Linked DNA regions of Homo sapiens: region 2 is linked to region 1. Evidence: chromatin contacts called from ENCODE Hi-C or POLR2A ChIA-PET data. All regions are on one chromosome and are shown on one strand. Each heading gives the region's core, a stretch centred on a gene start or an enhancer-like site at or near the end of the contact. The rest is flanking DNA. Distances are from core to core; before and after follow the strand shown. Region 1 holds the start of RPRD1A (regulation of nuclear pre-mRNA domain containing 1A). Region 2 overlaps GALNT1 (polypeptide N-acetylgalactosaminyltransferase 1).

Evidence for each region. Hi-C counts contacts between places; a loop is a spot of excess contacts on that map. ChIA-PET counts read pairs that join two places held with the same protein, here RNA polymerase II (POLR2A). Pooled maps may share reads with other maps.
Region 2: a map of B cell shows a loop between it and region 1 (5-fold over the local background). The contact joins the enhancer-like site here to the promoter of RPRD1A in region 1. A Hi-C loop is called at or near these places in 2 of 168 maps with a recorded cell type or tissue (B cell and naive thymus-derived CD4-positive, alpha-beta T cell) and 9 of 50 pooled maps. POLR2A ChIA-PET finds 5 or more read pairs at or near these places in 1 of 52 experiments (activated T-cell).

Annotation. Positions count from the first base shown.
Region 1 is chr18:36,064,293-36,070,196 of GRCh38, forward strand. It overlaps RPRD1A (regulation of nuclear pre-mRNA domain containing 1A), which reads right to left and starts at 3,267. Exons shown (of 7, transcript NM_018170.5): 1 at 2,962-3,267. The coding sequence starts at 3,112. RefSeq lists enhancers at 2,967-3,106, 2,990-3,505, 3,217-3,446.
Region 2 is chr18:35,613,669-35,619,572 of GRCh38, forward strand. All of the region lies in intron 1 of GALNT1 (polypeptide N-acetylgalactosaminyltransferase 1), which reads left to right. Among named protein-coding and RNA genes, the nearest start is that of MIR3975, 25 kb to the left of the region's middle. Within about 2 kb of position 3,388, at least 20 of the 41 ENCODE cell types and tissues checked have a DNase peak (open chromatin) inside an H3K27ac peak, as active enhancers do; they include B cell, where a contact is called at or near this core.

The DNA of each region.
Region 1 (5,904 bases), core at 2,017-4,516:
GGTGCCTGCTGGGCTTGATGGGGGACGAGCTCCCTCTGGGCTGCTAGAGTGCCCAAGCTAGGTGCCGCAAAGTCCCGCGGCGAGTGCCATTGAGAGGTGAAGCCAGCTGGGCTTCTGGGTCAGGTGGGGACTTGGAAAACTTTTCTGTCTAGCTAAAGGATTGTAAACGCACCAATCACCACTCTGTGTCTAGCTCAAGGTTTGTAAACGCACCAATCAGTGCTCTGTGCCTAGCTAGAGGTTTGTAAACACACCAATCAGCACTCTGTGTCTAGCTAAAAGTTTGTAAATGCAACAATCAGTGCTGTGTGTCTCGCTAAAGGATCATAAAACGCACCAATCAGCACTCTGTCAAAACGGACCAATCAGCTCTCTGTAAAATGGACCAATCAGCAGGACGTGGCTGGGGCCAGATAAGAGAATAAAAGCAGGCCACCCAAACCAGCAGCAACAACCCGCTTGCGTCCACTTCCCTGCTGTTGAAGATTTGTTCTTTCACTCTTCACAATAAATCTTGCTGCTGCTCACTCTTTGGGTCCCTGCCGCCTTTATGAGCTGTAACACTCACCGCGAAGGTCTGCAGCTTCACTCCTGAAGCCAGCGAGACCACGAATCCACCGAGAGGGACCAACAACTCCGGATGGAAGGAACAACTCCAGACGCACTGCCTTTAAGAGCTGTAACACTCACAGTGAAGGTCTGCAGCTTCACTCCTGAAGCCAGCGAGACCACAAACCCATCAGAAGAAAGAAACTCCAGACATGTCTGAACATCAGAATGAACAAACTCCGGACACACCATCTTTAAGAACTATAACACCGCGAGGGTCCACAGCTTCATTCTTGAAGTCAGCGAGACCAAGAACCCACCAATTCTGGACACACTATGACAACCACTATCTTGGAATATGGTGTTAATCACTACTATGCATATTTTAATATAGGTATCTATAAACAAAAGAAGTACTGTTTTGCATGTTTTTAGACTTTACCCCCATAGCATTATTCGTCTGTACCTTGTTTTCTTAGCTCAAGATTTTGTTTGTTTTTCAATTCAGTCACGTTGTTTCATGCAGCTCTAGTCCATTCGTGAGAACTTTTCGATAGTATTACATTTTATTAATATCACAATTTATTTGTCCATTCTCAAACTAATGGAATGGTTTTTTTGTTTTCTTATTTTTTGTAAAGAAAAGGTTTCACTATGTTGCACAGGCAGGGTCTCACTTGTTTTCAATTTTGTTATTATGAAGCTGCAATAAACAATTCTTGAGAACAATACTTATTTCTAGAATATATTCCTAGAAAGAAAACTGCTAGGTCAAAGGATATATTTAATATATACCTCCAACTTCATCAACTAAGTTGATCTACAAAATAGTTACATATTTTTACATTCCCACCAAGTGGTATAAGAGTTCCTGTTTCTCTGCAACAATTATCCATATTGTCATATTATTTTGCCAAATTGATGAACATAAAGTGGTACCTCACTGGCTTACTTTTTCCTGATTTGTAAGATTAAGTATCATTTATTGACCTTTCAGGTTTCCTCACGTGAAATGCCTATAAACAGTACTGCCATTTTTTTTTTTTACTGATTTGTAATAGTTATTAAGAGAGTCTGGGTATCAACCCTATACTGATTACATGTGTTTCTAAATGCTCTCTGCAAAAACAAAAAACAAGATAAACCTGTTACCGATTCTGAAATCTAGTAAAATGTAAAAGCAAAGCTAATTCCTGACTTTTCAAAGTTCACAGCTACTTTCCAGACCTTTATATCAGTGTTTCTGAAACCTTTCCGTCCACTCACAGAAGATGAATTCCTCATTCAGGGCCAATACACACATACTTACACATAAACTGAAAAACAAGGCTGTAAATCAATTTCTTCTCAAGGATGGGTGACGTTTTCATAACCACAAACAATATACAAGGACAGATTGTCTCCATTATATACAGCCAACATTTTGGCTCACATTTTGGCTGTTACGTACATACATCATATAGCTTTCACAAGGTTCAGTAAGCAAGCGTCTATTTTGATTAATAACGGTTAAAACCTTTAACACTTGATAAAAAACCATCATATCCATCAGGATGTTTGCAACAATAATGAAGAGTGTCCACTCTACCCAATGAATTAAGAATTAAAGTACAAGCTCAGACTAAGCAAATGAAATTTTTTATTTTCAGTCGCACTAGGATAATTTTTTACAAAGTTGCTCTGCATACATGAACTGATTCTGAATATTTTAGTGACAGACATCTCAAAAAAGTTTACTTCATTTACAGGAACACTATCAAATGTTTTGCAAAACAAAGACACTGCATTAGGGCATATAATCATAGAATAGGAAAGGACTTTAGGTGACTTACTCTAAATCTCTCCTTTTCAGGTAAGGCATCTGCAACGCAGAAGTTATAAGAAACTTGCCCAATTGAGACCCTCTAAAATCTACAAATTCAGAGTCTTTTCCACTGCATTACCCATCTTCTTATATTAGACTTCTAAAACTATTCCTCTATTAATTTCACAAGAATAAGTTGCTGCGTTACAGAAATGACGGAAGTAACTCCCAAACCCACACCAATCTTTTTCTTTCCACTCCCCTACCTTCTCCCTCCCTTATCCTCCATTATCATTCACAGAATGAAAAAAATACCTGACCACCTGAATTTCTGGCCCTAATTGGGTGTGGAGTCCCAACCCCCTGCTACTGTTTCCGTGTTAAGCTAACCGGAGTTTTCTTTTTTAATTATTCATTCCTTTATTCAATAAATATCTAAGCCCAGACTTTGCAGAAGCGTGGTGCACGCAGCTCCTCCAAGCCCGCAGACCACCGCGCGCTGGCATCCCGACGCCGGGAAGCCGGGGGCGCTGGAGAAACGGGGTTCCCGGGGGCGCCTGGAGGCCGGCCGGGTGGTGGGAAGCGGCCGACATAAGCGGTTGACTCACCTTTCCGCAGCTCCCGCTCCCACACGGTGACGATGGGACGCGAGTGTTTACGGTGGTGAATGAGCCACAGGGACAAGGTCTGCACGCTCTGCTGCGAGTTGCTCAACTCCGACAGCTTCTTCTCCAGCGCCGCCTCAGAGAAGGCTGACATCCCTCCGACACCACGTTCACGCCGTCCCACGCGGTGGGGCCGAGGGGAGGAGAGTTTCGCCGCCCTAGCTGCGGCCTCGCCCCCTCACCCCACCCTTCCCCACGCTCTCACCACGGCCGCCGCTTCATCCAAGACCGGCCGCAAACCAGCAAGATGGCGTCCGGCCGGCAGTGACGTCACAGGGACCCACGCCCCGCCCCTCCCGCTGCAAGCCCTGGGAAAACGCGCGGCCGAGAAGTGGAACCGCCAGGCGGAAGGGGCGGAGTCGAAACAAGTGCAGGGGAGGCGGACAGGGGCGTGATGCCTGGGTTACTCTCAGAGGCATGGTGGGAGTTTGCCAGGCCTGAACCCTCCTTAATGGAAACTCTGTCAAAGAAGCAGTGATTACAGATCTCTACATAGGCATGTAAACTGGTATAAATTGGGGCAGGCACTTTAAAGACTATTTGCATGACCAATTACGGTTAAAAATACACCTTCCTAAATAGAGTATAGGATGGTGACCAGAGGCTGGGAAGGGTAGTGGGGGAGGGCTAAATAGAAGGACTAATAGAAGGACTAAATATAAATAGGACCTAGTATTTGATAGCATGACAGGGGACTAGAGTCAGTAATAATTTAATTGTACATTTTAAAATAACTAAAAGGATAATTGGATTGTTTGTAACACAAAGGATAAATGCTTAAAGGGATGGATACCCAACTTTGCATAATGCGATTATTAGGCATTGCCATGCCTGTACCAAAATATCTTATGTACTCCATAAATATATACACCTACTATGTACCCACAAAAATGAAAAATGAATAAAAATTTAAAAATTATAAGAATACTCTTTCCTAGCAATTTCACTAATTGCTGTCAGTGCTGGAAAAAACACCAGCATGTTTGCACCAGGAAGCTTATTCTAGGTGTTCAGTCCAACACAGTAACAGTGAAAAATTGGAACATTCACTGTTGCAGTCTACACAGATACGTCTATATTCCATAATACATGCAGCAGTTTAAAATATGGATTAATCCAAGATATGGTGGATTTGGAAGGGTTTGAGTGGGTTTTTATGAGGTTCTTTTTGAGAGAGGGCCTCACTCTCACCCAGACTGGAGTTCAGTGCCATGATCACAGCTTACTGCAACCTCGAATTCCTGGGCTCAAGCATTCCTCCCACCTTGGCCTCCCAAAATGCTGGGATTACAGGTGTGAGCCACCATGCCCAGCTGGATTTTTTTTTAATTACAGAAGCAAAAGTATAGTATACCACTTCTTGTTTAAAGGTATGTAGTTCATATGGGTTCACAAGTACGTAAACTCATGGCAAAGGTTTGGAGGAATACACACCACATGAATACTGGTCTCAGGGAGAGGATCAGAATTGGAGCCCTTAAATTGTGTCCATATTGTTTTCATTTTTACAAAAAGAATACGTGAATATATTACTTATATAGTTAAAAATTAATTACAGAAATCTCATTGTTAATCTAATGCATACACCATCATATTCTAAAATTTTTTTTGAGACCGGGTCTTACTCTGTTGCCCAGGCTGGAGTATGTGGTTCAGTCATGTTCACTGCAGTCTCGACCTCTGGGCTCAAGCAATCCTCCTCTGTGTCGGCCTCCCAAAGTGCTGGGAATACAGTTGTAAGCCACCATGCCTGGCCCTAAATATTAATACAAGAAACTTCCAGAAAGATACATAAGAAACCATAGGAATTCCTAAACTATCTTTTGACAAGCATCGTTCAAGAACTTTGCGGCCAGATGTGTGGCTCATGTCTATAATCCCAGCACTCTGGGAGGCCGAGGTGGGAGGATTGCTTGAGCCCAGGAGTTAGACACCAACCTGGGTAACATAGTGAGTCCCTGTCTTTACTAAAAATTTAAAAATTAGCTGGGCATGGTGGTATGCGCCTATGGTCCCAGGAAGCTGAGGTAGGAGGATCACCTGAACCTGAGAGGCAGAGGTTGCCGTGAGTCATGATTGTGCCACTGCACTCCAGCCTGAGCAACAGAGCAAGACCCTGTCTCAAAAAATGAAAAGGAAGGGCAGGGCACGGTGGCTCAAGCCTGTAATCCCAGCACTTTGGGAGGCCGAGGTGGGTAGATCACCAGGTCAGGAGTTCGAGACCAGCCTGGCCAACATGGTGAAATCCCATCTCTACAAAAAGTACAAAAATTAGCTGGGCATGGTGGTGGGCACCTATAATCCCATCTACTCGGGAGGCTGAGGCAGGAGAATTGTTTGAACCTGGAAGGCGGACGTTGCAGTGAGCCAAGATCGCGCCATTGCACTTCCAGCCTGGGCAACAGTGTGAGACTACATCTCAAAAAAAAAAAAAAAAAGAAAAGAAAGAGAAAGAAAAAAGAAAAAGAGAAAGAACTTCCAACAAGTAGGAACAGAATATGTATATCTGTGCCTGAGGTTCAGAGATATCGTTGTAGAGGTGAAGTTCACTCTTCCTTCACCTCTTTTCACTCCAATATCTATTCCTATCTTTACATTTCTTTCTTTCTCCATTATACATCTTTTTGTTTATCCAATCTATTTAGCCTAGTTTTTAACTTTAACTTAGTTCGAGTTTAACCTATCTTTTTTTTTTTTAAAAGGAGACAAGATATCGCTCTGTTGCCCAGGATGGAGTGCAGTGGCATCATCACAGCTCACCGCAGCCTCAACCTCCCAGGCTCAGGTGATTCCCCCCACCTCAGCCTACCAAGTAGCTAGGACTACAGGTGTACCATCATGCCCAGCTTATTTTTAAATTTTTTTTTTTAGAGATGGGGTCTCGCC
Region 2 (5,904 bases), core at 2,138-4,637, 450 kb before region 1:
CTGAAAGCTGTCAGTGGGTTTAACTAGGAAAAAGCAAAAAACCTATCCCTCAGTGGTTGGAAAAGTATAGGGTAGGGAGCATAGGAACAAGGTTGCCTGTTTCAGCTTTTCACTGGAAGGGTAAAATAACCTTCCCCGAAAAATTATAACTGCAGTTCCACTCTAACTGGATTTGGGGTTGAAGTTCATACTACCTTAATGGTGGGGGAAAAAAAAACAACCAAGCCAAGAATTTAGTGAAAAGTAGTCTCAGTCTCAGGACTGAGAATCAAATGAAATCCTCACTGGAGAAATACAGGAACACAGGCCTCAGAGAATTGACACAGGTAAAGTTTCTTCCTAGAAATGCATTCACAATTTAAAAAACCAAAAACACTTTATATAAACCATGAGTTAATCAGCAGAGCAAGGAGACCGTGTAATCAGGCATTCAAACATTGCAGATATTGTAGTTGTCAGATATGTAATATAAGATAAATGCTTAATATGTTTAGAGAGTATAAAATACGGCTAAAGAGCAAAAGACTATCAAAAATAATTAGGCAAGTTGAATTCAGCAGTGTATAAAGGAAATACTGGATATTGAACAAAGGGTTTATTCCAGGAAGGCGAGCTTGGTTCTGCATTAGAAGGACTATTAATGTAATTATCGACACAAGCAGTTTAAAGTTAAAAAAACCATATCATCCTAAAATATACAGAAAAAGAATTTATTAAAATTCATCTCTCTTTTATGGTAAAAACTCATAACAAACTAAGAACAGAAGGGAAATTCTGTAACCTGACAAAGGGCATCTGTGAAAAACCTACAGCAAACATAGTATTTGATAGAGAAACATTAATGGTATTCCTTTGAAAAACAGCAGCGATATAAAGATGCCCACTGTTACCCTGCCTCTTCACAATTGCACTGGAGATATGAGTTAGTGCAGTAAAGCAACAAAGAGCTACAGGGCTATGAGGAATGAACAGAATGGTCATTCCTTAGAGTGAATATAAGTACCTTCATAGAAAATTCAGGAGTTTATTAAGTTGCGAATATATGATTGATATAGTAAAATTTAAGGACTAACATCCAGAATCTGCAAGGAATGCCAATTAATCAACAAGAAGATCATTATGGTAAAGTCAGTTCTATTACTCTAAACTAGCAGCATACAATAATAAATGTAATAAAAATATTTCTCAATAGTAAAAAAAATAAAAAGCCACCTAGGAATAAATAGAAAAAGAGAGGGCAAGATCTTTAAATAGAAAGGTATAGAAATATATCGAAGGACATTAAGAAGACCTAAATAAATGTGACGACATACCATGTTCATAGAAAGAAGGTTTCCTATAAACGTATCAATTAATCTGTCTTTAATATATGAATTTATTGCTATTAAAAAAAACACCCAGCAGGGTATGGTTTTGTTTGTTTTTGTGGAATTTGACCAGTTAATTCTAAAATTTATTTGGAAATACAAAGGGTCAAGAATGGCTAAGACATTCCTGAAGCAAGTACTTGTCTTACAAGATTTTAAGATAGTGTAAAACTTTAATCATTGAGATGGCATAATATTTGGACAAGCATAGACAAATAGATAATGGAAGGAAGTTAAGGCAAAAACCAGAACTCTAAGTACGTGGAAAGCTAATACATGACAGAGCTAATGTTACAAATCAAGGAAATGGAATACGTTTTAAATGGTTGGGATTCTTAGCCACATTTTAAAAAATGGTTTTTACTAACACTGTATTAAAAAAAGCAATTTCAGATGGATTAAAGACTAGATTGTGAAAGGCAAAACTTAAGCCTCCAGAATAAAATATTAGAGAGTATTTTAGACCTCAGGCTTTGGAAGCCAAAAGCACAATTGTTGAAGGAAAAGGTTTATTAATTTGGCTGTACTAAAATTAAGATCTCTTGGGTTTTGTGTGCATGGAAAGGAGAGTGTAAAGACTAGTCACAAATACACAAGTAGAATATATTTTGCATACAAAGGATAAGGATTTTTAGAATCAGTAATGCACACACCCATATGTCAGTACGCATACATACGTAAGTGTGAAAACAGTTAATGGCAGAAGAAAGCAAGAGCTGTTTCTTAGGAGAAAAATGAATAGCCAGTAAACAGTTGTTTTCAGGGAAATACAAATTAAAGCTACATTGACAAAATTGTAAAAGTTGGACATTGTCAAGTATACCACTGCACTACTCCATGGCAGAGGTTGGCAGACTTTTCTGTAAAGGGCCAGATAGTAAGTATTTTAGCCTTTGCAGGCCGTACAGTCTCTGTAAAGGCCAACAACTTTGACGTTGTAGTGCAAAAGCAGCTGTAAACCATATATAAATGAATGAGAGTGGCTGCATTCCCATAAAATTTTATTTACAAAAATACTAGTTTGCCACCCCTTGCTCTATGACACCAAAGTTAGTGAACTACATCAATATGGATGAGTCTTAAAAACGTAATGTTGGATTTAAAAGGTAGCAGAAGAATACATTATAATATGATTTAATTTATGTAAATTGCAGAGGTAGACAAGGTAAAGGATACAGGTTTGTGGGTTTCATCATAGTTGCTGGGACCTGACTAATTTTGAATTCTGGCCTTGACATGTATAGTCTATGTGACGCTGGCCAAATTACCTAACTTTTTAAAGTGTCAGTTTTCCTATCTGTAAGATGGTGTGCATAATAGTACCTGGCTTACTGGGTTGTTGGGAGTATTGTTATACAGTGCCCATCAAAGTGCTCAGCACACAGTAAGTGCTTGGTAATTGTTGTTATGCTTTTATTCTCCTGTTTAATTTATATCTCTATTAAAAGAAATATAGCTGTTATTGCTTTGGACACTGGGTGTTTTTTTTATCTGACCTGCATTGCATATGGCTAATGAGAAGTACTAAGGCTTGCATATCCTCACCTGAAGTCTTGAGTAATGTTTGATTCCTTTTGCTTAGCACAGGTTGTAAAACCTTCTAGTGTTTTAGTGTTGTGTTTTAATCTCCACATTCATGGTAGCTTGCTGAATACTTGGCAGAAACAGCTTCCAGTGTCACGTAATCTTTCTCTGTGGCAGTTAGCATCGTCTCAGACTCCTTTTTCAGAGCTCTCTCCTCCTTTGTATTGGCACCACTCTTCAAATTCTGTGACTTCTCAGACCTTCCAGTCCTCTAGTATGGTCCACCCCTCAAACTTCTGACTCTTCAGCTTCCTCAGCTGAAAATGAAGATAAAACCCACTTGAAAGGGTTGTTATTAGGATAAAATTCTCTCTCTAATGCCTAAGCCACTGAGGAACCCTGTAACCATAGATCCTGACTCATTTATGCCAGAGTGAGGTGTGGTATGAAAACAAACAAAACTTTATGAGTAGTTCCTTCCCCATTTGAGCAGCAGTGACGGGTGAATGTAATGCAAGCGGCGCATTGCAGGCATTCAGACAGCTCCCCCCTCCATTTCCTGTCTGTGGCTACTGTTCTCTAGACTCTTCTCTCACACCACCAAGAATCATTTATTACAGGTATTTATATTGACCATTTCCTCCCTAAGGACAGTGATGTTGTCTAACTCATCTTTGTTCTCATATGGTCTGGTAAAATGCTTGGCATATAGTAGGGCAGTTAACAAATTTGTTAAGTGAACAAATGTCTACTATATGCCTTGCTTTTGTTCACAGAACACCAGTGTATGCAGTATTTGGCCTGCCAAAGTAAGATGTTAAATCCAAAGTAAGATGTTAAATCCTAATTTAGCGTTTAGCTATCTGAAACACGTTTAAAAGTTACTTCTTTGTTTTAACATCATATTTCGAGAAATTCTAACATATATAAAAGTAGACAGAACAGTGAAACGAGCCCTCTTAAACCTGTATCCATTCTCCAGATTCAGCAAACACATTTTCCCACTTGTGTTCCACCTCTCAATCTAACCTCACTCCCCTGCTCTTAAGCCCAAGTATTTTAAAGCAATGGAAGACATCATGTCATTTTACCTCTAACATTCTTCAGTATAGATCCTTTAAAATGAGAACATTTTGAATATGACCACAATGCTGTTAACATTCCTAATTAACAGTGATTGCTTAGTAGCATCTGTAACCCAGTTCATAATCATATTTCCTCAGTGGTCCCTAAAGTGTCTTTTTAAGTTGATTTGTAGATTCAAAACTCAAAACAAGATCAACATAGCACATTTAGTTTTTTTAAAAAAGCTTTCCTTAAAAAAATAAAAACAATACCTATTTTAAAAATTATTTCTCTCCCTTTCTCTTCTTCTTTTCTTTTCGATAACTCTTCAGATTAGGGTTCTTTATAATGAAACCATAAACTTTGCTCTAGCAGATAAAGGTTTCATCTTTTAAGACTGCTTTGCTGTTCTTTTTTTTTTTTTTTGATAGCCAAGCACTTAACATGTATAGAGAGCACTACTGCAGTTAACAGCACAGCAAAATGCAAAACTGTTAACTGCTCTGATTTTTCTTGTGCAATGAGATAGCATTATGTGCAGTACCATTAGGAAAATAATTTTACATCATTTTCATTCATAATTAACATTATTTACATTAAATGTAGTCTAAACCTGTAAAATAATCTTGTATTCATTAAAAAGTATATATTCTTTGGTATGTTTAGTTTAAATACATCTTTAAAAAATTTTAGTTATTCCTCTTGAATTTATGGTTAGGGTCTCAAGAAGGAAGCTTGAGACTAGACTGTAATGTGTGTTTGAAAAAGACTGCTCATGGATGAACTTAATTCTTAAATTCTCTAAAGCTCAAGTGGAGAAATGACATCTGCAAAAAATTTATCTTTTAGTTGCATTATGGGTAATAAAGACAAACATGTGTAACTGTTTAGTGTATTTAAAAGAAAAGGAGAGATAACCCAAGTGATTAGAGGTTTTAGTAGAATAGTTTTGAGAATTAGAATTTTAAAAAATAATACAAAAGAAATGTTTGAGTTATTGATGTGAATTAAATAGCAGGTTTATTTCAGAGTTTTTTTTTTCCAACAATTTACTTAACTTTCCTATTACATTGTTAAGTAAAATGTCAACTTAATTGTACTGCACTGTTTTTGTTTGTTTGTTTGTTCTGAGAGCAGGAAGCAAATCCTATAATCAGCCCTCCAAAGAGCTGAAACAAATATGAAGAAAAGGCGCTTGAGGTCATCCCCTAGAATGGATCTTAACTGATAGCAATGCAGAAGCAGCCTGAGACTACAGGGCAGACCGAGTTGAGGGAGGGAGGCAGAGAATAGCTTTTCACAGGAAAATCAGCAGGCAAGAATGCAAAACAATCACTAACGCTATAAACTAAGAGACGTTAAATGACATTAGGGAGAGACTAGTAAGAGAGAAACCAAGTTAGAAAACACAGCAACTTAAAAACCGATATGCCAAATTACTGATTAGTTAAGGAAAAAAGGAAGGGTATGGTTGTTTTGCAGTGTGTGGTACCTGCGATAAATCTGTAAGGTAGAATTTGTGACTAACCAGAACACTGTCTTTCTGTAACATGCTAATATATGTTTTGTTTTGTTTTTTCAATGGTAACTAAATATTTCAGGCTATTATTAGGGCCAAAAATCTAAAATCTACCCCTAACTCAAGTTTTGGTTTTTATTTGTTCTGTTGAGCAAATCTGAAAACTTTTTAGATCTCAAAAGGTCGCTTAAGTTAGTAACCTAGTAACATCAGACAGTGTATTAAGGAAAGCAATTCTCAAAAGAACCTTCATGCTTACAAATGTAAAAAAAAGAATTTCATCTAAGGGTACTACTGTCCTTTGAGATTTTTTTTCTTCTTTTTCTCCTCACAGATGATCCAGTTATACAGGAGGAAAAGTATGGCACTGAGCTCTGGGGAATGCATGGAAAAAAAAATTGGGAAAAGGGAGTGACAACAGAGATTTCC